2 separate regions of the Mus musculus genome follow, and region 1 is linked to region 2. Evidence: chromatin loops called from intact Hi-C (ENCODE). Cell type or tissue: gastrocnemius. All regions are shown on one strand. Each heading gives the region's core, and the rest is flanking DNA. Links, peaks and the distances in the headings are about the cores only.

What was found. A loop is a pair of places that touch in the nucleus more often than their neighbours do. Peaks named below come from ENCODE experiments on the same cell type or tissue, not always from the same donor. Only the 100,000 strongest peaks of a DNase experiment are listed, where the experiment ranks them.
Region 1: it touches region 2 in a loop (4-fold over the local background); 36 of 42 quality-filtered maps call a loop at or near these places.

The regions. Positions count from the first base shown.
Region 1 is chr7:4,938,457-4,948,704 of GRCm38, reverse strand. Ssc5d (scavenger receptor cysteine rich family, 5 domains) reads right to left here. Exons shown (of 14, transcript NM_173008.3): 13 at 5,833-5,991; 14 at 3,877-5,154. The coding sequence ends at 3,941. Among named protein-coding and RNA genes, the nearest start is that of Ssc5d, 18 kb to the right of the region's middle. In gastrocnemius, for the core only: a CTCF peak has its summit at 5,357 (motif pointing left); a DNase peak (open chromatin) is centred at 5,311; H3K4me3 peaks cover 532 bases; H3K27ac peaks cover 566 bases.
Region 2 is chr7:5,041,393-5,051,640 of GRCm38, reverse strand. Gm15510 (predicted gene 15510) reads left to right here. Exons shown (of 4, transcript NR_166619.1): 2 at 723-910; 3 at 2,654-2,742; 4 at 4,162-4,694. Zfp580 (zinc finger protein 580) reads right to left here and starts at 109. Exons shown (of 2, transcript NM_026900.1): 1 at 1-109. In gastrocnemius, for the core only: a CTCF peak has its summit at 4,104; no DNase peak of the experiment used is centred there.

The sequences.
Region 1 (10,248 bases), core at 4,164-6,663, 100 kb after region 2:
TGCAAGCAAGGCAAGCACTCTACCAATTGAGCCACATCCTCAGCCCCAGCTAACAAATGTTAACTACATGTGCTAAGATGTAGGGGGTTTTGACAGGTCTTAGAAGTGGCTTCCTGACCAACCTCGGAGGAGTCGACGCTGGATGTTTCGTGCCCGCAGTTCAGGGTGTGATGTTGCAATACAGACCCAGTGTTCTGAATAGGCTTCCTAGCACCGGGGTTTATCTGATCCATTCTTTAGAGTTTTCTCTGTCAATAGTCATAGCCCAGGTGGATCATGACAGATACACATCTTGCTTTATCTGACTGGAGACATTGTCTTTGCTCCTGCTTTGTGTGTGTGTGTGTGTGTGTGTGTGTGTGTGTGTGTGTGTGTGTGTGTGTGTGTGTTATATGTTTTGATGTGTATGTGTGGTGTGTTTTGATGTGTATGTGTGCATATGTGTGTGGTGTATGCTGTGATGTGTGTGTGTGTGTGTGTGTGTGTGTGTGTGTGTGTGTGTGTGTGTGTTTAGTGGAGCTCAAGTTTATAGTTTATCTACACCCATTGAGCTTGCTAGTTCTATGCAGCTACTGTTCTGGGCTTGTTGCAAGCTGGCAAGCAGACACAGAGCTCAGCTGTCCTGAGGGAGGTGTCGAGGGTCAGGGCCAGCAGCGGGTGGGGCTGGCTACCCATCCTGGCTGTGGGCCCTGGAGCCAGATGTTTGGGCTTAGCTGCTCAGCCAAACAAGGATAGGATGACTGAGTAATTAGGTACCCACTTGTTTGGGGCTAGCAGAAGGTATCCAGGGGTAAAGAGACCTTGGCTTAGAACACCCATCACACATCCACACACCTCTGGTTTGCAGAAAAGACAAAGACTGTCCCCCAAGTTGGGCTCTCTGGCAGATTCAGAGAGATGATCTGTAGCTAGGGTCCACCTGATCCCGACCAGGGATAGAGACAGCTGTCTTTCCAATCTGGGGTACTGCTCTATGACACTCTAACGAGCCAGGACAGGAAGGAGAAGGCAGCAGAAGCCCTATCCTCCCAAGTTTAGCTCTCAGTAGTTATTTAAGTCTTTGGCTTAATGAGATTTGAGGACCAGAGAGTTCCCTGCATATGCCTTTGCCTGTTGGCGGGACCAGAGTGTCCATCTATTAAGACCCCTGGGCATTATCCCATTCCCTGCCCAAATCAGTAACTGGACCCTACTGGCCTTTACAGGAGTGTAGGGGCGCCAGGCTCCATCACCTTCAGTAACCTCTGAGTCGTGATCTGGGAAGAGAAGGAGGGACTGGTTTCCTGGCCACAGTTTCAGGGGTCAGAACTGGAGTTAGAGGGGTGGAGTGTCTTCTAAGCTGGTCCTCAGTTTTCAGACCAGTAAGAAGAGGTGCAGATATAGGAAGGCACTGGTCACTAAGATGGGCGAGTCATAAAAGTCCTAATCTGGAACCCCAGGATGAGGTCAAAGAAGGGGCATGGCCATTGTTGTCCCAGGGCTGGGTTGCAGCTCTACTGTGTGGATTTGATGATGGGCTAGAGGGCCCTGAGTCCTTTCTGCAAAGCAGATTAAGACTCCTCCCTTGCAGGGCCGCAGTGATGTGGATGGGAAGTAGTTTTCAGGTGGTGCATGCCTGAAATCCCAGTCCTAAGGAGAGTACTCTCTTCTCTCTCTGTCTCTGTCTCTTTCTGTGTGTGTCTCTCTCTGTGTCTGTCTCTGTCTATCTGTCTGTCTCTGTCTCTCTCTCTTTATCTCTCTCTCTGTCTCTCTCTCTGTCTCTGTGTGTGTGTGTGTGTGTGTGTGACACACACACAGAGTTCACATGCTAGGCATAGAGAGCCATAGTTGTGTCTGGGATCACTTCTGTTTTTAAGGGTTTTTTCCATTAATTCATTTACTTTATTGGGGGTGCATATGGAGGTTAGGGAACAACTTATGAGAGTTGGTTCTCTCCTTCTATTATTTAGGTTCCAGGCACCAAACTCAGACCATCAGGGCTTACATAGCAAGTGTCTACCCACTGAGCCATCTCACTAGCCCTGGGTGCAGTCTTCATAAGTGGATCTGTACCACCTGGCATCTCTGCCTGTCCATGAACTGACTCAGTGGTAATCCTCATCCTGTGGGCTTAGTGTGATTAATATTCCCAATTTACAGAGGAGAAAACTGAGGCTCTGAGAAATGAACAAAAATTCCAGAGATATACAGGCTGCAAGACTAGACACAAGCCCAGTTGGTTCGATGTGGCCACATAATCCTATCTGAACTGGACATGAAATTCAGTTGGTAGAATGCTTGCCCAGTATACATGAAGCCTTAGGTGCAACCTTCAATGGTGCATATAACCAAGTATGATACTGTACATCTTCATTCCTAGCACTTGGGAGATGCAGACAAGAAGGTCAGAAGCTCGTGGGCATCCATGACACACTGAATGACATGCCAGATTAGGCTACATGCATGGAACCTTCTCTCAAAAGGGTCTGGAGGAGACAGATTTGGGTTGCCAATCAAGGCTGCTGCAGGGACTGGGGCACAAAACGGACAACAGATCAGTCACTCTCACCACGTACCCTGCAGAGCCTAAGCACGCTCAGAAATGTTCCCGTCCAGTCATCTCCACATGCCCATGAGACATACACTATTATTATCCCCGTTTATAGGTGGGGAACGGAGACTAAGAGGCTCAGTAGCTGGCTCAGGACTACCCCTAGCAAGGACTCCACCCGGCATCCAGGCTGAGAGTGCATCTCCTCCTCTGCTGAGCTGTGGTAACAGTACCCTCCCCAGCCAGTGTTAACGGAGATGGAATGACAGCCGGCTGCAGAGCCTCTAAACCAGCGGTTCTCAACCTGAGGGTCATCTTTCACAGGGGTCACACAAGACATCCCACATATCAGATGTTTATATTATGAGTTGTACCAGTAGCAAAATGACTGCTACGAAGTACCAACAAAAATTAATTTATGGTTGGGGGTCACCACAACGTGAGAAACTGTATTAAGTGGTTGTAGCATTAGGAAGGGTGAGAATTGCTTCAAACAGAGTCTGATACGGACACACCCCATAAGTGCTTGTCCATATGACGATGTTATCCCACCTATTTGGACTCATGAACTGTGTGCTCTGTCCTTAAAGCTGGGCACACCATGGCTGAGACAGCTTCCTGCCTCCACAGATTCATCAATGCCAGGACTGTCATAATGATCACCACTAGCATGATCAACATTAGCACCAGCATTGCTAGCACATCAGTGTCATCACGTCTCCGCCATTACCAACATCACCTCTTCATCACTACCACCATCACACTCACTGTGTTTCACCATAACCATCAATACCATCACCACTGTAATCACCACCATCCACAGTTCACCATCACCACCACCACCAATACCATCATCACTGTTATCAACGCCATCACCAGAGTCACCACAAAATTACTCCCCCACACCATCATAACCTTCACAACTAACATCACCATCACCATCCACACACAATCACGGCTTTCATCGGTAACACCGTGACCACCATCTTCATCATTATACCACAACACCACCACACCATCTTTGTCATCACGCTCATCGCCACTGACATCATCACACCATTATTGCCATCATCCCATCATCACAACCACCATGACCACCAACCACCATCACAGCATTGTGACCATCACCATGACCTTCACCATAAGCGCCATCCTGTCACTAACCATGATCCCTATCAACACCACTGTCACCCTGCCATCATCATCAATACCGTGAGCACATGACCATCAACTGCCATCACCTCACCATGATCTCCAACGCCATCACAGATGGCATTGACAAGTTAGGATCAGCATTGTAATTCTGTCCCTCCAGAGCCCCTGCTCCCCAGTAACAACACCCACACTTCGATTGTACATACGTTGGCTTTTGTTTAAGAGTATCTTAAGCACCGTGAATTTCAGAGTGGGTCACACATCTCCCCTCAGAGGCCTCTCCTCCTCCTCTGTGGTGGTGGTCATGGGCACAGGAGTGCTGGGGGGCCAGGCCACCTCTGCTAGCCTCTTTACAGTCTCACTCAGCTGCCCCAACCCCTGAGCAGCCTCTACCAACTGGGCTAGGCCCAGTGCCAGGACTTGGCGCTCCTGCCGGTCCTGCTCCAGGACCCAGGTCAGTCTCTGCAGCTGGTCACCCACCTCCCTCACAGCACCTACCAGCTCCACCAAGGCAGGTGGCTCACAAGCCATGACCCTTACTGGTGGTAATGGGGACACACATGGCCCAAAAGGATCTGGGTTGTGATTAGGGGTTGGCCCTTGAGTGAGGTGGTCTGAAGCTGAGTGTAAGGTCTGGCTTCTGGGTGGTTTGAAGGCATCTGTGGGTAGTGGGTCCAAGTTTGAGGCTGGAGAGGGACTGGAGGGGCCGGACTCCGAGGCTAGAAAGAGCTCTAGGTTCTGCGTCTGGGATGCGTCTGTGGATGGGGCTTCCTCAAAGGTCAACTCTGAGTTTAGTCTAGGCTTAGTGGGAGAGGAAAGTTCTGTCTTTCGGGAGGATGGAAGGGACTCTGTAGGGGTGGCAGGGGTTGAGGAAGGGTGAGTATTGGTGGGAGGTTGAGGACTTGTGGCGGGGTGAGGGCTCCTGGGTTGCTGAGGGTTTGTGGTAGGTTGAGGGGCAATGGTGGGGTAAGAAGTTGTGTTGAGTTGAGGGATGCTGGTGGGGTGAGAGGCTGTAAACGGCTGTGTGGGGGTCCTGGTGTTCATGGGGAGGTCTGAGGAGTCAGAACTTTCTGGGATTATTTCAGGTGCTGGTGTTGTATCAGGTCCTGGAGTCAGCTCTGAGGTAGGAGAAAGCCTGCTCACTTCTGATAGCATAGAGGAGGCAGAGGTTAGCCCTTCAGGGGAGGTGGGTGTTGGGCTGCCTGAAAGCTCTGGGGAACGTGTTGGAAGCAAACTGGTATTAGGAGTGGACAAGGCAAAGGTTGCTGGGGAGGGAAGTCCTGGGGTGAGTAGAGATGGTTTGGGGGAGCTAGAGGTCCCCTCCTGCTTTGAGTCTGGGATGAGTTGTGGCCAGGAGCCAGAGGTCTGCCGTGAGCCAGAAGGCTCTGGTGAAGAGGAGGAAGCAGGAGATGAGGTGGTGGCTGAGGTGGGCAGCGGCCGGCGCTCAGGTGTTGGCTTCCTTGGTGAACCTGGAGTTGGAGAAAAGAGGGGCAGATCGGTCAGAGGTCAGTCTGCCCTATTGCCCTATCTACGTATTCCGCAAAGTCCCTTGAGGAGAAGACCAATGGGAAGGCAAAGATCTTCGTGACATCATGGGTCACCGGCAGATTTCACCAGGCCCTAGTGCCCCTCCTCCTCAACTCTTGCGAGGTCCCTGCCGCCACCTGGTGGCCTATGCGGGGAACACAGATGCCTACAAGTACAGAGTGGAGAAAGAGCCCAGGGGACCAGAAAGATGAACACGCTTTGGGATACGAGAAGACTCCTAGGAAACACCCACAGTGAGACTCTATGTGATAATTAACGTTCACTGTCAACTTGACAAGATTTGGAATCACCCAGGGGACACAGGTCTGAACATGTCTATATGGGAGTTTACAGAGAGATTTTATTGAGGAGGGAGAAACAACCATATCTATCGCTTGGGCTGGGGTTCTAAACTGAATGAAAAGAAGTGAGTTAGTCAGGCGTGGTGGCCCATGCTTTCAACCCCAGCCTTTTAGAGTCAGAGGCAGGAGGAAGTGTGTGAGTTCGAGGCTGTCTCTCTGCTTGATCTTTGAAGTAAGAAGTAGTTACCCCTAGGAGCTTGGAGCCCATCTCTGTACCCCAGGACACATACTCCCCAGGCCTCTTTGCCCATGCCTCACCTGCACGGGCCCTTGGAGCTGGAAAGGGGTGGCCGGGACTCTTGCTGGTGCTAGTGGTAACTGTGGATCCAGGCTTGGTTGTGGTGGGGGTCCCCTTGAACAGACCCCTTCCTGAAGGTGTATCCCACGTCCAGGAAGACTCATAACCTCCCTGGTCATCTGCAGATGTGTGAGGAAGAGAGTTGAGTCCTCCTTCCACTTTTTCCTGCTGCTCATTACCACAGCTCACCCGTCATTCAGCCCCTCAGCCTATGTCACCTTGTCACCGGTCAGGATGCTCTTGGCTAGTAAACGCAGAACCTGAAGAGGTTATCCCATAAAGCAAATGCGTGCATTGATTCCGTTCAAAGCAATATTGTTTTTGACACAGTCTCAGGTAGCTCACACTGAACTTGAACTCATGTAGCTGATGCTGGCCTGGAATTCCAATCTCCCTTTACATTTTAAAATGACATGTATTTATTAGTGCATGTGTGCCTTCCACCATGTGTGCTCCAACAATACTTGTCAGGTTTGTCACCAAGTATCCTATCTACTGAACTATCATGCTGTCCCAAGCAGCCTTTTTTAAGCCATAGCACACACATACACACATGCACAAACATAATACAGTTAAAATAAATAGATAAATAAATGGGTGACAATAAATAATTAACAAAAAGAAAAAACGTTCCTGAGTCTCATAAATACTTAGAATACACAAACCTTTCCAGGGTGAATCTCAGGGGAAAGACTAAAGACACGATTAAGCCCAGAGAAAGGCAACACACTCCGGGCTTTGACGAAGGAAGGGGCTGGAGCTGGAAAAGTCAAGAGGGCAGCTTCTCCCCTAGGGATCAGCCCTGCCTGATCTTAGATCAGTCAGACCCATGAAGTCTGACCTACAGAAGATCAAGAACATGAGCCACTAGATCTGTGGTGATGTTCTAGCAGCCAGAGAGATCCATGGAGGCCCTTCTTAGAGCTTAAAGCCTACCCTTGCTGAGGTGGGAGAAATAGCTTAGTGGTTAAGAGCATCTTTTGGGTTTCCAACCCACACTTCAGGCAGCTTACACCTGCCTGTAATGCCAGGTTTAGATTGGATGTCCTCTTCTGGTCTCACTGAGCTGTGTGTGTGTGTGTGTGTGTGTGTGTGTGTGTGTGTGTGTGTGTGTGTAGCTTGGCTGTTCTGGAACTTGCTATATAGACCAGGTTAGTTTCAAACTCACATAGATCCACCTCCTTTGCCTCCAGAGTTCTGGGATGAAGGGTATGCACCACCATGCCTGAACCACAAAATAAGTCCTTAAAAAGAATCTTAACCATGTGACTATGCGAGTTTTCTCCCACAGGCCTTTGGTCGCTTGAGAATTCCCTTCCTGGGAACAGTGGGTAAAGTTGCTCGCTGTACATCCTGATGACCTCAGTTAAACCCTGCCAAAACCCACATGGTGGAGTAGAAAATACAACTCGTGGAAGCTGTCCTCTGACCCCACACATAAGCCATGGCACACGCATGAATTAATTAAACAACACTTCTCTTCTTGCTCTCGTCTGCTGAAGGATAATATCACATTTCTGGAAGGATTTTCTTGGTTTCTCTTCTATAAATAATCATTACCACCTTGGGATCCTGAGCCTATGAATTGTTTCGGTAAGCAGAGTTTTCTGTTATAGGTGACGACGCGGGCCTTCTGTACGTTGGATTGGAACGCACAGTCACACAACTTGTCCCTGTGCTGTCTGGATTGGAGTCAGCTAAGTGAGTCAGAGCCCAGGCTTGTGCTTTGAGTGGCAGCACACATCATCCCAGTACAACGAGTGAATGGCATTAGGCTGGCATCATGATGCATGCCTATAATCCTACCACTCAGAGTTCAAGGCTTGCCTGAACTACACAGTGACTTCCAAGCCAGCTTAGGCTATGGTAAAAAAGAAGCTCTCGGCAGCAAACAAGAGCTGGGAGATAGCTCAGTTTGTAAATTACTTGTTTTGCAAACACAAGGAACGGAGTGTGAGCCCCAGAGCACACATTTAAAGAAAATATAAAGCTGGGTATGCCATCCCGGTGGTAGGGAGACAGAGACAGAGCTATCTCCCAGGTTTATGCATCACTAGCCTGGCCTCAATGTTGAGCTTCAAGGCCATTGTCTCATAAAAACAAGGTTTAGATAGTGCCTGGGGAATAGCACCAGATGTTGTCCTCTCGCCTCCACACACACTGTCCACACATTGCAGAGACACACACAAGCATTTACATATAGTTATACTTACACACATACCACACACATATATACATAAGACACATATAAATTGTTTGAAACAGTCTCATCCTACTACTACACCTTCTTCTAACCCTTGATACATAAAATTGTCCCAAGAGTTTGCTTGTACAGTTTGTACTTCTAATTTATTTGCCCTGCTCCCCCTACAAGGATCCCCCTGCCTCAGCTGTCTCTGCAGTGGGCAGTGCCTCACCATGCGCTCAATTCTACCACGAGGGGGCGCTGCAGGACAGAGAAACTGCCCTAATTGTGTAGAATGTAAGTTCTGCAAATGCAGCTGCACTTGAACAAGGAACGGGGTCTCTAAGAACTCACTTCTGGTTCCAGCATTCTAACGATCAACCTCGATACCAGCAAGAGGTACTCCTGGATCCACGTTATACATTCCTGAAGTTGGCTCCCTAGTTCAACTCTACAGGTGGAGAACAGGGATCCTGGTGGCCAATCAAAATGTGCAGCACTCCGTGACGTAAGGAGGTGCTAGGCAGAAGAGCAGGTACCTACCTAGGCAGGCCTGATTGTGCATGCTGGGTTCCAGAAAGGATGCAAGCAGACCCTCCAATCAGTGGCAGGCAGAGGGACACACACAAAGAGGCAGGGAGCATTCAACGGTGTATGCAGAGAGAAATGAGGGTGACAGAGAAACAGGGGTGCGAAATGCAGCGGGTAGGGCACAAATAGTGTCCTCTCTCACTGAAATGAGGGTCAAGAGACACAAACAGAGAAAGAAGGAAAGAGAGAGGGAGAGGGAGAAGGAGAAAGGACTGAAGCTAGCAGAATTAAAAAACAGATAGTGCGACTCAGAACATGGCAGTAGCTGACTGAAAAGAAGTTGGAGTATGCGTGCCTGTAATCCTAGCATTGGTGGGTGCAGTCAGGGGATCAAGGCCAGCCTCGGGTACATAGAGAAGCCCAGCTAGAGCTATAAAAGAACAGCTCAAAAGTGTAGAGGGGCAGAGAAAAGTAAGAGAGGAAAAGGAAGGAAAGAAAGAAAAAGAAAGGGGAAGGGAAGAGGCTGGAGAGATGGCTCAGCGGTTAAGAGCACTGACTGCTCTTCCAGAGGTGCTGAGTTCAATTCCCAGCAACCACATGATCTGTAATGGCTCACAACCATCTGTAATGGGATCTGATGCCCTCTGCTGGGTGTCTGAAGACAGCTACAGTGTACTCATATACATAAAATAAATAAATCTTAAAAAGAAAAAGAAAAGCCTGTCTCAAGAAGGGGACGGGAGGAAAGAGGGACATGAATGACAGGTAGCTGGAGTAATAAATTAGAGACAGGGCAGATGAGATGGATCGGCACCTAGCTGAAAATTCTAGTTGTATACCTGGAACCAACATGGTAAAAGGAGAAGACTGACTCCTGCAGGTTGTACATAGACACACACACAAGCACGAATCCACGCATGCAAGTGTGCACACACACATATGAGCTCGTATACTCATGCATATACACACTTACATATGAGTGCGTGTGCGAGCACATACTGTGGCATATGGCCCTGAGCACAGGTGTGCATGCACACACATATACAATCAATCAATCTAACAAAGAAAAAGGAAGGAAAGGGGGAACGCTACAGAAGGGAGGAGATAAAAGCAGAGGGTCTGAAAAAGACAGTGGAGGGGGAACCCAGGAAGGAAAGAAGAGAGGAAGTCACGTGAAATACAGTGAGTGACGGGCAAGGTGGTACATGCCCAGTGACCCGAGGGCTGGGGAGGTGGAGGCAGGGGGAGAACAGGAGTTCTAGGCCAGCTGGGACAACGAAAGAAAAAAGAAAAAGCAAACTACTGAGAAATGGGGTGAGATGGTGACTTGAAAGGAAGATACAGGGGCTGGACAGAGAGTTCAGGCTGTTCTCCCAGAGAAGCCAGGTTCAATTCCCTGCACCCATGTGGCTGCTCACGCCTGTCTATAACTCCAGTTTCAGGAGCACTAGTGCCCTCTTCTGGCCAGGACTCTGGTGCCCTCTTCTGGCCTGTGTGGGAACTGTATGCACATGGCATAGATATGCCTACAACCATACCCATAAAATAATAACTTTAAACAATGTAAAAGGTGTGGAAGGAGTATAGAACTTTAAAGAAAAACTGATGAAAAAAACCAAGAGATACTGCACTGGGAAAAACAGAGTACTAAAGAGGAAAA
Region 2 (10,248 bases), core at 2,804-5,303:
GCGCCGCGGTAGGAGCGAGCTTCCGGGCAGCTCCGGGCCGGCGGCGCCGGGGACGCGGGTCGGGGGGCGCAGGGGCGCGAGGGGCGACGGCGTCCCTGAGAAAGAGCACCGTTCAGAAACGCCCGCTACACACACGAAGGTTCCGAGGCTGGAGTCTGCAGCTGTAAAGGGAGAGCGCAAGGGGTGGGGGTGGCGCTTGGCCAACGAGAAGGACCTGCAAAAGGACAGTTTCCAGCTGCGTGCCATTCACAAGAGCCATTCCTTTGCTTTGAGTGACCCGTAAAAAGCTAGATACTGTGAAGTCTAGTAAGCGCCCCATAAAGAATTGAAATTTACAGCTTGTCGTCTTTCCACCCTGCCTCCCCTTTCCGCTTAGGCAAAACCAGCGGGTTAGAGAAGGGGTGTTTCTGTTGGATGAGCAAATGGAGAGACAGAGGTCCAGAAGCCCGATCTCTGTTCTGATTTAGCAGGGTCACAATCCTCACGTCTCATAAATGGGGGAATCAATGTCCAAAGAAGACGTTGCCAGATCCCGTAAAGTATATATGCTCCACTGAACATACGGGGAAACAGAGACTGGGGACGACCAGATGTTGACCCAGAAAGGAAAATGTACTATTTCCCCGCAGAGCATATGGGGAATCTGAAAACTGGAGCATGCTTGCTAGGTATAAAAATGGGGACAGGGTTTACCTAACATGCACTCTTGGTTTGATCCCCAGCACTGCATAAAACTGGTTGAAACAGAAGAATCAGAAGTTCAAGGTTATCTTCTCCAATATATTGAGTTGGAGGCCGGCCTGGGCTACATGAAATCGCATCTGAAAACAAGGATGGAGAGCAGCTGTGATTCTTGCCAGTGACCCAGCAGGGGAAAGTAAGGTCTCCAGAGGAGACCAGCCATTCCTAGGTACGGGCATGGGGAAGTTTAGACTTACTATGGAATACATGGGGAAGCTGAGGCTCAGAGAAAGCCAGGCATTGTCGTATACACAGGCAAGGAAGCTGGTTCTTTGGAATGGAAAAGAGTGCTGCTGAAGTCACCAGCACCCACTGCCTATGGTAGCTGGCGCGCAGGGCTCTTCAAGGAGGGTCTGAGCATCCAGTTTTGATGCAGTAGCCTGGGCCAGTGAAGACACTTTGTATTTGTAAAATGCACTCTGGTATGAGATGCAATTACAGGAGGTTAGGACCCATCTAAGGCTAAGTCCTAGATCCACGTACTGGGAGTTGGGAGGGGGCAACAGCTGGACATAGCCAAGGGAGAGGAGGGTTAGGCGCCCAGTGCAAGGACCCCACCCACCCACCCACCCAAAGAGTGGACTACCCCTTGAAGAATTATCCAACATCTTTCCATCGGTAACAAATGCTATAATTTCTATGAGGCGTGACAGTGGATACATGAAGCTATTGAGCACTAGTGCTTCTGAGGCCCTGAAGTATGGAACGTATTCATTCCTTAATTTAGATTTGCCCCAGGAGACAGCTATATAAACTGTATTTTTATTTCTTGAGACATGATCTCAAGAAGCCTAGCCTGACTATGCAGCCTAAGATAACCTTGAATTCTCTCTCTCCTTTAAAAAAAAATGTATGTAAGTGTTTTGGTGGCCTGTAGGCATATACACATGTGTACTTGGTGTCCTTGGAGGTCAGAAGACAGCAATCGGATTCCCTAGAACTGGAGTTAGAGTGTTTGTGAACCACCTTGTGGGTGCTATAAGTCAAACCCAGGTCCTCTACAAGGGCAAAGGAGTTCAAACCCAGATGACCACGTGGTGGAAGAAAAGAACCAACTCTAGAAAGTTGCCTTCTGACTGCCACATGCATGTACACGATCACACATAAATAAATGAATTTCAAAACCTAAGCCAAGAAGAGGGCAGAGACACAAAACAAAATATCAGTTAGTGAATGAGTAAATTTGATCAGATAGTAAATCCCACCTCTCCCTGAAAAGATACTTCTGGATGGAGCTGGAGCCATGCTTCAGCAGTTAAGAGCACTGGCTGCTCTAGTAAAAGCCCCAGGTTCCATTCCCAGCACCCAGCTTAACAACCATTTATAAATCCAATTCCAGGGGAGCCCACACCATCTTCTGTCTCCTGTAACAGGCATACATGTCTACAAACATCCGAGTAGGCAGAAACACCAATATACATAAAATAACTTTTAAAAAAGCTACTGCCGGGTGGCTTAGCATCCCCAAAGCTCTGGATCTGATTCCCCACAACACAGAGGAGACACCCTGCCACCTAGCTGGGACATGGTCATGATAAAGTCTACCAGACATCAGTCTAACCCCTCTAATGTCCTCACTTGTCCCAACCACCACCTCTCTCCCTCTCAAAGTCAGACATATCATGTCCTGATATGTTTCTCTGTTAAAGGAGGTGTGGCCTTGTTAAAGTGGGTGTATCACTGTGGGTGTGGGCTTTAAGACCTTGTCCTAGCTGCCTGGAAACAAGTATTCTCCTAGCTGTCTTTGGAACAAGATGTAGAATTCTTAGCTCCTCCTGCACTGTGCCTGCCTGGATGCTGCCATGTTCCCGAGTTGATGATAGTGGACTAAACCTCTGAACTTGTAAGCCAGCCCCAATTAAATGTAGTTCTTTATAAGAGTTGCTTTGGTCATGGTGTCTGTTCACAGCAGGAAACCCTAACTAAGACATCTGCCAATCAGCCTGAGTCTACAGAAGCGGCAAGAAGCCACTGGAATCTGACGTCACGAGAAGTTCCTTGGTGAGTTAATCTCTATGAAGTCATGACAAGAGAACACTTGCCACGTGGTTCATGGCCAACAGTAACCAGAGCATCTTCAGTGAAGACTATCAAGGTGAAACAATGCCCAAGCCATGTCCCACCATCTGCAGTCATATTTATATTCTTCCTAAGCATCACACATCCTTTCACCTGTGTCTACTTTAGCAGAACACTCTTTCATGTATCTGCACCAGCAAAACATCATATGACATAACTGAGTTCCCAAAGAAACCTGAGAGTTCCACTTCAAACATGCCTGTCGGCTGTGGTGGGGAGTTCCTTTAATCTCTTTTTGTTTGTTTGTTCTGTTGTTTGTTGAGGGTTTTTTTTTTTTTTTTGTTTGTCAACTTGACACAACCTAGAGAGAATATTCTGGGAAGGGGAACCACAATAGAAAATGAAGGGGAAAAAATGCCTTTTAGTAGATTGGCCAGTAGACAAGTTTGTGGGACTTTTTTTCTTTTTTTGATTGATTGATGACTAAAATGGAAGGGTTCAGCATGCTGTGAGTGGTGTCACCCCAGAGCAAAGAGTCCTAGGGTGGATAAGAAAACAAATTGAAGAAATAATGGTGATCAAGCCAGGAAGCAGCTCTCCTCTGTGGCCTCTGCTTCAGTTCCTGCCTTGAGTCCTGTCCTGACTCCCTCCATGATGGCTGTGCCTTGAGTCCTGTCTTGACTCCCTCCATGATGGCTGTGCCTTGAGTCCTGTCCTGACTCCCCTCCATGATGGCTGTGCCTTGAGTCCTGTCCTGACTCCCTCCATGATGGCTGTGCCTTGAGTCCTGTCCTGACTCCCCTCCATGATGGCTGTGCCTTGAGTCCTGTCTTGACTCCCTCCATGATGGCTGTGCCTTGAGTCCTGTCTTGACTCCCCTCCATGATGGCTGTGCCTTGAGTCCTGTCTTGACTCCCCTCCATGATGGCTGTGCCTTGAGTCCTGTCTTGACTCCCTCCATGATGGCTGTGCCTTGAGTCCTGTCCTGACTCCCCTCCATGATGGCTGTGCCTTGAGTCCTGTCTTGACTCCCTCCATGATGGCTGTGCCTTGAGTCCTGTCCTGACTCCCCTCCATGATGGCTGTGCCTTGAGTCCTGTCCTGACTCCCTCCATGATGGCTGTGCCTTGAGTCCTGTCCTGACTCCCCTCCATGATGGCTGTGCCTTGAGTCCTGTCCTGACTCCCTCCATGATGGCTGTGATGTGAAATAAACCTTTTCCTCCCTACGTTGCTTTTGGCCAGGGCCTTTATCACTGAAATAGAAAACAAACCAGGACAAACCCAAGCTGATTGATTGTTGTCACAGAGCTTCTCCATACACTGTCACAAGAAACTCTCTCCTAGGCCTTATGGGGGCGACAAAGTTCAAAGTATTAAAATGTTCCCTCCATTTTAACAGATGGTGAAATTCAAATACAAAGACCTATGTCCAAGACTGGTGAGGTGGCCCAGGAGGGTCAACTGTCTTGCTACCAAGCTCAACAACCTTCTTCTGACTCCCTAACCTGAGTTTAACCCCTGAGACCCACATGATGGATAAAGAGAACTTGCTCCTGCAAGTTGTCCCCTGACCTCCAGGAACATGGCATGCCTGAACACACAAATGCATGCACACATACACATACACACACGCAAAAATAAATGTTTTGGGGTTGTTTTGTTTTGAGACAAGGTTTCTGTGTAGCCCTGGCTGTCCTGGAATTGGCTCTGTAGACCAGGCTAACCTTAAATTCAGAGATCCACCTGCCTCTGCCCCTCAAGTGCTAAGATCAAAGGCGTGCGTCACCACCGGTGACTGGTGGGGGTGGGGAGTTGTTTGTTTTAAGACAGGATCTCACTATGCAGCACTGACTGGCCTGGAACTCAGAGAGTATGCCTTTCTACTTGCTTCTCCCTCCCTAAAGTGATTGGATTAAAGGCATGCACCACCAAGCTGTGTTTCTCCTTTTAATTCGGTATGTGTTGCTGTGTGCACAGAGCCTGTGGCAATTGTAGTGGGCATGGAATTCCCTTCCCTGGATTGGAGTTGCAGATGATTGTCAGCCACCCAGTATGGGTGCTGGGAGCTGAGCTTGGATCTTCTGCAGCAACGGGAAACACTCCCAAACACTGAGCCATCTCTCCATCCCCATAACTACTTTAACAAATGATTTTAAATTACATTTATGGGGAAGGGGGAGTGAATGCCGTGACACTTGTGTGGAAGTCAGAAGACAACTTGGGAGTCAGTTCTCGCCTTCTACCATGTAGGTTCTGGGAATCATACGCAAGCCATCAAGCACAGCAGCAACCCTTACCCACTAAGCCGTCTCTCTGGCTCTAGAATAACTACTTCTAATAGTGGCTATATGGTTCAGCTTGACCTCACTGTAGCCATCTTGATAACCACCACAACCACTGCAAAGCAAACCATGTTTTTTCCTGGAAACCACAGACATGTCCCTAGAGTAACATGTAGGGTTTCAGAACTGTTTCAATGTCAGGGATGCACCTGCCTGCCCCTTTCCTATTAGCTGAAGATCACAAACACATTCTAAGTTAGATGAGATCACAGTGCCCCCTAGCCTTTCATTCTTATACAGGTTTTAGCACTTGTTCTGCCTGCCGCCTAGGATCACACTTCTATCAGCACACCCCCTCAATAAATTCAGATCATGAACCCTTGAATCTTATCTTCCTCTTTTCTGCAGTCATTCTGCATCATAGCCCTTGCACCTGGCTCTCACACACTGGAACCTGACTGTCATTACGCTGTCTTAGAAATCTAGTGTGTATTTTCACACTTGTGATGTCTCACTTCGTTCTAACATTGTGTCATGTGCCCCAACTCCAAGTCAGTCGCATCTGTGTTGGACAGACAAATACAGAGATGACAGACAAACAGGTAACTACAATGCAAAATGTTGAATCACATCACTAGGGAGGTAGAAGTGGGTGAACTCCGAGTTCCAAGCCAGCCTGGTCTACACAGTGAATTCCTGACCATCCAGGACTACATCGGGAGATATCCTCTAAGTGGGCCTGGGAGATGGCTCAACAGGAAACAGTGCTTACCATCAAACCTGAAGACCTGAGTTTGAGCCCTGGGACCAACACGGTGCAAGGAGAGAGCCGACTTCTGACCATCACACACACACACCACCTTTGACACAAGTGCACTTACACAAATGCACACAAAGCAACTGAAAAAAACCACTATCAAATGCTTACAGTAGACTTTAATGTTTAATGTGTATGGATGTTTTCCTCTCATTTATGCCTGTGTTCCACTTGCATGTCTGGCGCTCAAAAAGCCTAGAACTCCTGGAACTGGAGTTAAAAGATGGTTGTGAGCCACCATGTGAGTGCTGGCAATCAGAACCAGGTCCTCTGGAAAAGCAGCAGCCAATGCTCTTAACTGCTAAGCCATCCAGTGCCCAAGACATTCGTTTTATATAAAAATGTGTTCAGTTTGATTTTGTAGTTTGAGAAAGGGTCTCATAGTCCAGGCTAGCCTTGAACTCACTGTGTAGCTGTTATGGAGTTCAAGACTTCCCAGGGGAAAAAATAAAGAAGATAACAGACTCAATCTAGATTATAAGTAGTTAAATTTCTTGTAGCTGGTAGCAGGACAGCTATCTCTGAGCCAGGCGAGTGACTGCCACTCAAAGCAGATGAGGAAAGGAAGGACTTTTAAAGACAAAAACCACAGGGAGACCTTGACTATCTGCACAAGTAAGCCACAAGCTGCTTTGCTCTGCCAAGACTAGGTAGTCAAGGCACATCCAAATAGTCCTTGAATGTCTGCAGGTTTACAGAAGCCAAAAGGCAGTCAATGATAACAAAGCAGCTGGTCGTGGTTGTACATTTCTGGACTGACTGAGTCAGGGTTACTAGGAATTTATCTTCCAGGGGCTAGAACCAGAGGCAAATGGCCAGTGGGTACCAAGGGCTAGAACCAGAGGCAAATGGCCAGTGGGTACCAAGGGCTAGAACCAGAGACAAATGGCCAGTGGGTACCAAGATGGATGCCTACCAGAGGCAAATGGCCAGTGGGTACCAAGATGGATGCCTACCAGAGGCAAATGGCCAGTGGGTACCAAGGGCTAGAACCAGAGGCAAATGGCCAGTGGGTACCAAGGGCTAGAACCAGAGACAAATGGCCAGTGGGTACCAAGATGGATGCCTAGCAGAGGCAAATGGCCAGTGGGTACCAAGATGGATGCCTAGCAGAGGCAAATGGCCAGTGGGTACCAAGATGGATGCCTCGCATAGAGTGGAGTATTATTTGCTTCATTTTTTGGTTAGGTTTGGTTTTTTTGAGGCAGGGTTTCTTATGTTGTGGTGATTCCCCAAACACAAATTTCTTTTTATTGTTACTTCATAACTAAATTTTCAATGTTATGGGCCATAATATAATTATCTGTGGTTCCCAATAGTCTTAGGTGACCCCTGTGAAAGGATCAGTCAACCTCCACAGACCACTCCTCTCTCCAATATGAGGAGCTGTATGTATGAAAGAGTCCTAGTATTAGGAAAGTTGAGAACCACTGGCTCAGAGGTTAAGAGCACTAATGGTTTTCAGTAGAAATAGTACATCAGGTTAGGAGTGCAGTTGTATGGTAGAATACTTGCCTAGTATGTGGAAGGCCGTAGGTTCTGTCTCTAACCGCCCTCCCCCCTCCATACAGACACATACACGGGGAGAGACAGAGACAGAGACAGAGACAGAGACAGAGACAGAGAAACAGAGACAAAGAAAGAATGAGCTGGGATAAATAGTTGATAAGAAAATGTAAGCCAAAAAAAGTAGTTTACCACTACCTTCAATAGTAAATCTTTTATTTTTGAGGCATGGTCTCACTACATAGTCCTCCTAGTTGTCCTAAAACTTACTATGTAGACCAGGCTGACCTCAAACTAAGAGATCTACATCCCTGTGACTGCTGAATGCTGGGATTAAATATCTGCACTACTGTGCCCAGCTTTTTAATTATCCTCTTATTTTAGATGTCTGGGTGGTTTGCCTGCATGAATGCCTATACGTATGTCCAATTTTTAAATCTGTCTACAGGTTCCCTGACACCAGTGATTTATTAAAAACAATCAAACTAAGGGGGCTTGGGAGATGGCCCAGCCATTTAAGACCCCGTGCTTGTCATTCAGATGACCTGGGTCCAGTTCCCAGCATCCAGGTGGCAGCTCATAGGGCTGAGGTTCTAGGGCATCTGACAAACTCTTCTTTTTCCCTCCTTGTGGGGGCTGGGGATGGCGTTCAGGGTTTTGTTTTGTTTCCAGACAGGGTTCCTCTGTGTAGCCCTGGTCATGCTGGAATTCACTCTGTAGAGCAGGCTGGCCCCAAACAGATCCAAGTGCTAGGATTAAAGGCATGCATCACCACCAGACTAGACATCCTCTTCTGACCTCCTCGGACACCAGGCATGCACATGGTACATAGGCATGCAGGCAAAACACTCCTACACACACAATAAAGTGAATAAATACTGCTAAAAATGGAAAATAATGGCCCAACAGAAAAGTTATGACTTGTATAGTGAGTATCCATATATGTATTTATCTTTTTTCTTTTCTTTCTTTCTTTTTTTTTTGTTTTGTTTTTTTTTTTGTTTTTGTTTTTGTTTTTGTTTTTGAGATGGTTTCACTGTGTAGCCCTGGATGTTCTGGAACTAACTCTGTAGACCAGGCTGGCCTCGAACTCAGAAATCCGCCTGTCTCTGCCTCCCAAGTGCTGGGATTAAAGGTGTGCGCCACCATCATTTTTAAGTAGCATCTACAGCTTAATTTATGTATTTGCTTACTTATTTAGTGCATGGGGCACCCATGTACCAAGAGACAGAACCACCCTTACTGCCAGCACTTCCCAGGTTTGTTTTGTTTTTTAATCTTGTTCTCTTTGTGTGTGTGTGAATGCAAATGCCCACAGAGACCAGAAGAAGGTATTATATTTCTTGGAGCTGAAGTTTCTTTGGAAAGTCAGTTATGTCAAATGGTGTTTTGCTGGGGCACATAGGTGAAAGGATGTCTTGCTAAAGCAGAAATGGGAAAGCAGTTTTCCTGAAGCAGACACAGGTGAAAGGATGTTTTGATATAGCAAACATGTGAAAGAACCCATGATGAAGGAGTATAAATATGACCCCACTGTCCAAGCCAGCTCAGTCAGTCAACAGGTTCTCCAGCGCAGGAGTGAGGATTAAAAGAAAAAAGACAGACAACATTGTAGTGTGACTCCAGCCAGTTCTGAGGTAGAGACAGGTTTATTTTTTTCCCAGTCTGCTTTTATACCATTTTAAGTACATGGAAGTAATAAGGTCAGTTCTAGGTTGAGGAACAAGCAAGACAATAAACACAAATAGTCAAGGAACAAACAAGGTAATAAACAGAGTCCTGTGGTCACTCCCCAGGACGTCTGTTTCTAAGGCTTGTCAGGATGACCAAGATATCTGAGCCTACTTCCCTCCCTATCCTGGCCCAAAATCAGATTCTTGCCTGAAGCCTACTTCTTTTTTTTTTTTCAAACAAACCTTTTGAAATTATTTTAAAATATTTTCAAAAAAACATTTCTAAGACATTAGTATCTGAAACAGTAACTAAAATCGAGATGATTAAAACAGGAGCAAAAGACTTAAACGTTTCTTCAGAGAAGAATACAAATATCAATAAGCATGAAAGGCTAAGGAGAAGGGAATTGGGATGCCACAGTTTAGTGGGTATGGAGTTTGGGGTTATATTGCTTGTTCATGTATGAGGGGGGGAGGGGATTGGTCTCACTGTTTTTGGCCAGGATGGTCTCCTGAACTTAAATGACCCTCCCATTCAAGCTCCTGCGAACTGAGAACCTCAGACAGACACATGTCATCATGTCCAGCTTAAGAGTTCCAATTTTATAATATAAAGAGAATATGAAGATGAAAGATGATGCCTTGGTTGTCACAGTTACAACAAAATACTTCAGAAGACAACTTAGAAGGAGAAAGGAGTTCATTTTGGTTCACAATCTCAGAGATGGCAACCTCTGACTGACTGGTGCCATTGGTTCTGGGCCAGTGGTGAAGCAGAACTTTATGGCAAAAGGGTGTGACAGAGTCCCCTAGTTCTTTGTTCCAGCCTGAAATTAGATTCCTGCCTCAACTTACTTCCATGTCATGGGCCCAATGTCAGATTCCTGCCTGAAGCCCATTTCCTTGTCCTTGGCCAATGTAGATTCCTTCCAAACTGCCCCAAAAGCTCTCCACACCCCACAGACAGAAGGAGCTAGAGCACTGGTTTGATTTGTTCTGCCTTGGTATTCTTTGCTAAAGACACCCACATAAGGGTCACCTTACATAGTGTTGTTGAGTTCAAGTTGCTGTCATGCTGTCACTGAAGGAAACTCACCCAGGAACTGCCTGGGAGGTTCCTGAGGTTCTCACCTCAGGCCAGCTGGCGAGCCTGGCAGTTTCCTCAGGACTGAACTACAGCTGCCTGGTGTCTGGCCGAACGGGCTGGA